Linked DNA regions of Homo sapiens: region 1 is linked to region 2. A link is an interaction called in ENCODE POLR2A ChIA-PET data of the cell type or tissue named here. Cell type or tissue: PC-9. All regions are shown on one strand. Region 1 holds the start of LOC124902578 (small nucleolar RNA U13). Region 2 has its middle 31 kb from the start of CISD1.

Region 1 (2,500 bases), 62 kb before region 2:
TCCTGGACACATTTATGAAGCTAAATGAAACATATCAAAAGCAGATAAAGATAATATGTGAAGAAAATAAGAGTTTAATTTCATTTGTGCACACAGCTGGAAAAGATCTTAAGCACTCCCAAGCAAAATCTCACAATGCATAGTATTAAAAAATTAAAAAGACTTAAGTAGGTTTTATTTCAGAAATGAAAGGTGATGATACAGAAATCTATTTCTGTATTTTACCATATTAACAGATTAAAGAAGGAAATTCATATGATCATTTCAACAGATACCAAAAAGGCAGCTGGAAACTATTCAATATTCACTCATGCATTAAATTGTTTCTGAAAACTAGAAGGGCCAGGTGTCGTGGCTCAAGCCCGTAATCACAGAACTTTGGGAGGCAGAGGCAGGAGGATCGCTTGAGCCCAGGAGTTCAAGACCAGCCTGGACAACTGGTGAAACCCTCTCTCTACAAAAAAAAAAACTGTTTTAAAATTAGCCAGGCTTGCTGGCCTGTGCCTGTAGTTCCAGCTACTGTGGGGAGGTTGGGTTGGGGTGGGGAGATGCTGAGGTAAGAGGATCACTTGAGCTTAAGTGTTTAAGACCAGCCTGGACAACAAAGTGAGACCCCATCTCTACAAAAAATGCAAAAATTAGCCGGGCTGCGTGGCACACGCCTGTAGTTTCAGCCACTTAGGAGGCACAGGCTGAGGTGGGAGAATAGCTTGAGCCTGGGAGGCAGAGGTTGCAATGAATCAACATCATGCCACTGCACTTCAGCCTGGGCAACAGAGCCAGACCCTATCTCAAAAAAGAAAAAATCAAACTAGAAAAGATGCTATGTATCGTCCCTTTCCCATTCCACCCTTCTCCACCCAAGAGGCTGACTTGAATCAACTGCATCAATGAGATCCCTTGCCCTCTTGCCCTTACAAGACACAAACAAGAGACTGGAGGGTATGAGAAGAGTTGAGATCAGTTATTTACTTTTCTAGCTCCCTCCTTAACAGGTCATGTCTTCTCATAAAAATTACCTTCCCTAGGCTCCAGGAACCATTCTCTCCACTTCAGGCCCAGGGATGGTATAACATTATAACATCTCTTGCAGGTTGCCATAAGCTCTAACCTTACCTTTGTAAATAGTCCCTTTATGAAACCAACAGAGCATACCATTTGTTTCTTGACAAAATGTTGCCTCACACAGAGGGTAATTTTAATTTCCTTAACCTGAGAAGAAGTATCTACCATAAACACAGAAGAAGAATCTAAGAACTGAAATAGAATAGAAAATACTAGACTGCATCACATACAGTAAAGATACGCACTGCTTTCCATGAAGCTTTTGTTTCCGTTACATACACACAGTGACTATGCTGTCAAATATGTGTCTTACTGTGAGTCACCACCAGAAAACTCTGAAAAACACTTTGAAGACAACAAAACAAATCTTACCTCACTTACCATATTATAGAATTCCAGCTCTCTTGGGCCCCTTGGAGGTGGTTGTAACTGTTTCAAAACTGTGCCATCTGGATGTTGCAGTATACCTATGGAACAAAAATCAGAAATTGTTTAATGCTTTAATAATAGTAAACCTTGCTTCATTAAATAGATTAGTTCCTGAAGTGACAGGTAAACTACTTCCATTAAACTTAAGGGTTTACTTTTACTTATTTCAGAAATTTTAACATTCAACCAACATGTTTCAGTACTTATTACAGCAAAGCACCAGAACACAAATTCCAAATGTCTTCATTTTAGTGTCTCCAACCACTACCTCTTTTGGCACCCTCGGGCTTTATAATACATAAAACATATGTGTCAATTTATATAGAAAGTCCTCAGTAATAGGCTTTCTGTAAGATGTTAACTTATAGTTATAAGAAGCAAGTTAAAAGCAATAGCACGAATTGACCCCACTTTTAAAACCAGAAAAGAACATATGTGTTAACAGTGGCCATATATGAATTTCCTACTTGGTAATTTTTTATAAGTCTCTCTTGTCTAAAAGCAACTAAAATATTTGCTGATTCAAATGCACTGTATACAACTGTATAGATAGTACCAGGGCATCTAGCCAATGGGTAAAGTTAGGGCTGAAATCAGGCAACAAGCCTAGAGCAGGAAAGGGCACCTTTTTATAATCTGTCCATTCAAAGAGGGAGACTTTTTATGAAGTCATCATATATATACCAACACTGGTCCTACCCCTATGCCATGAAGACTCATTCCAAATTTATACGTCAAAATCTTAAATTTTGATGTGTTGGGATTTTATAAAATCATGCTAGCTAGAATATGGCTCAAATAAACATATTTAGAATTTCAATTAAATATGCCACTTGAGTTTCCTTTTCTTTTTGGCAAGTGTTAGGAATTTTTTTCTTTCTATCAGATAGGTAATGTGCTAACACTGTAACAAGACTGGAGTGAGGCATATCTCACACATGAGCATGAAAATTCAATCATTGTGCTTATGAACTACAAAAGGATCTAGAATTTTTAATAATGGCAA
Region 2 (2,500 bases):
TGAACAATGAAAACACATGGACACAGGAAGGGGAACATCACACTCTGGGGACTGTTGTGGGGTTGGGGGAGGGGGGAGGGATAGCATTAGGAGATATACCTAATGCTAAATGACGAGTTAATGGGTGCAGCATGCCAGCATGGCACATGTATACATATGTAACTAACCTGCACATTGTGCACATGTACCCTAAAACTTAAAGTGTAATAATAATAAAATTTAAAAAATAAAAATAAATAAATAAAATAAAAATTAGCCGGGCGTGGCAGCGGGCGCCTGTAGTCCCAGCTACTCAGGAGGCTGAGGCAGGAGAATGGCGTGAACCCGGGAGGTGGAGCTTGCAGTGAGCCGAGATCGCGCCACTGCATTCCAGCCTGGGCGACAAAGCGAGACTCCGTCTCAAAAAAAAAAAAAACATGGATAAGAAAACTATCTCACAGAGTTGTCATGAAGGTGGAATGCACAGGAAGCACTTTCCACTGTGCACAACACCTGGTAAGTGTGTTCCATTATTCATTACTGTCCATTTTGGTTCAGCAGTTTAACAGCATGTCAGAATGAGTAGGAATCATAACTACTGCATAGTCATGAGTGTTTCCATTCAAAGAAGCCATTTTCTTTATTAGAAACTATAGCTTAGTGGTAACTATAGTCAACCAACTACAGTTGTTCTGGGGACTAAGGTTGCTTTCTTTGTTATACCCTTTGATTAATAATGTTAAAAGACCCAGAAGAAGAAACTGGAGAAGGACAGAAGCAATAAACACATCACACAAAGGTGAGGAGGTTGGAAATCTGAACTGAGAGAAGTAGCTCAAACATTTCTACTTTTTTCTAGTTCCTCTTTTGTCCTTTAGCCTCCTTTATTAATATCTGCTCCATAGGGGGAAAGCCTAGTGAGAAATCCAAGTTTTAGGGACCTCTATGCACTTGTTACCATGTCCACCAGGGGGAGGCCTGACAACACATTTCTGTGGTAAGGTAATAGGTGGGAGTGGGTCAAAGTCTCTTTTTTGTAGAAGTTTCTCATTAACACTTCATCAAGATTAGAAAAACAGTGATACTGTTGACGAATGCACGTGTGCCACTTGATTTCAAAGAAGCAAGTTGATTTCAACCGTCTAATTTTTTATTGGTGTGCTAAGAAAGGGGCGAATATAAACCCTAAGGGCAGAATCAAAAACCAGACTGTAAGCTGATCAAAGTAAGGGGATCTTAGACTGTTCTTTTATCAGTAGGACAGAAAAATGCACACTGGCAGAGAGCTCTAAGAAATTCCACATGTAATATCAAATAAAATTTCTAATCTCACATTGCCTTCAAATACATCTTAAATTATAGGAAATGTTTAATACACTTCTGGGGTGAAGCACATTTCTCTACCCTTACTCTTTTAAGTTTATGGGTTTTTTTTTTCCTGCTGGGTAAGAAGGATTCCATATATTCATAATTCCGCACTCGGATGAAATGAAGAGTCAACTTTCTATGGTATATCTCTGTGTATTTATATATTTGTAGTATTTATGATGTCTTACAAATACCAACTGCAAGCTAAAAAGTCACTTTACAGATAGAAATCAAGGTATAAAGTATGCAATTAGAAAAGAAGTAAACATGCCTTTGGGGATTATTATTTATTTATTTATTTTTGAGACCGAGTCTCGCTTGGTCGCCCAGGCTGGAGTGCAGTAGTGCGATTTCAGCTCACTGCAAACTCTGCCTCCCAGGTTCAAGTGATTCTCGTGCCTCAGCCTCCTGCGTAGCTGGGATTACAGGTGTGCCCAGCTAATTTTTGTATTTTTAGTAGAGACGGGGTTTCACCATGATGGCCAGGCTGGTCTCGAACTCCTGACCTCAAGTGATCCACTGCCTCAGCCTCCCAAAGTACCGGGATTACAGGCATGAGCCACCGTGCCCAGCCTGATTATAATTTATATTGGAAGTTATTGTATAAGCAGAAAATTCAGAGAGATCCAGAAAAGAGGTGGGAGCTCTTTGGGTTTTAATAGTTGGAAAACACTGCATGGAAAAAATCCAGCATGACCTGGATCTTTATAATAGTATACATAAGGAAGAGACCTGTAAGGAAACACCTGTCATACTTGTCTGTTCAATGGCACTAACACAAATAAACAAATAGGCTCACTCTCAATGTTTGAATACAGCCCAAACAATAGAAGCAGAGCTCAGTGTGACATGGAATTCCATGACAACCTTCCTTCTAAGCAAATTCCATTCAATTTTCATCCCCACTTAATCACTTGCACCATCAGTTTAAACTAGATTTTATAAGAACCTGCCTGCTAATGAATACTATTATTTCTGCATAGGGTTTTATAGAGATTTTAAAATGCTTCTCATATATCATCTCAGTTGATCTTCACAGCAAATCTGTAAAGTTGGTAGGGTTTATTGGTCCTTATTTTATAGATGGCCTGAAAAGTTAGGTGCCTTGCAAAGGTCATGCCATTAACAAAGAAGGTATATAATGTTGACGTGA

Evidence for each region. ChIA-PET counts read pairs that join two places held together with the same protein. Peaks named below come from ENCODE experiments on the same cell type or tissue, not always from the same donor. Only the 100,000 strongest peaks of a DNase experiment are listed, where the experiment ranks them.
Region 1: POLR2A ChIA-PET joins it to region 2 with 6 read pairs; 3 of 35 experiments call an interaction of 5 or more read pairs at or near these places.

The regions. Positions count from the first base shown.
Region 1 is chr10:58,236,283-58,238,782 of GRCh38, forward strand. It overlaps IPMK (inositol polyphosphate multikinase), which reads right to left. Exons shown (of 6, transcript NM_152230.5): 2 at 1,447-1,532. LOC124902578 (small nucleolar RNA U13) reads right to left here and starts at 2,478; the gene lies at 2,375-2,478. In PC-9, no CTCF peak of the experiment used is centred here; a DNase peak (open chromatin) is centred at 1,349.
Region 2 is chr10:58,298,749-58,301,248 of GRCh38, forward strand. No RefSeq gene overlaps it. Among named protein-coding and RNA genes, the nearest start is that of CISD1, 31 kb to the left of the region's middle. In PC-9, CTCF peaks have their summits at 969 (motif pointing right) and 1,175; a DNase peak (open chromatin) is centred at 963.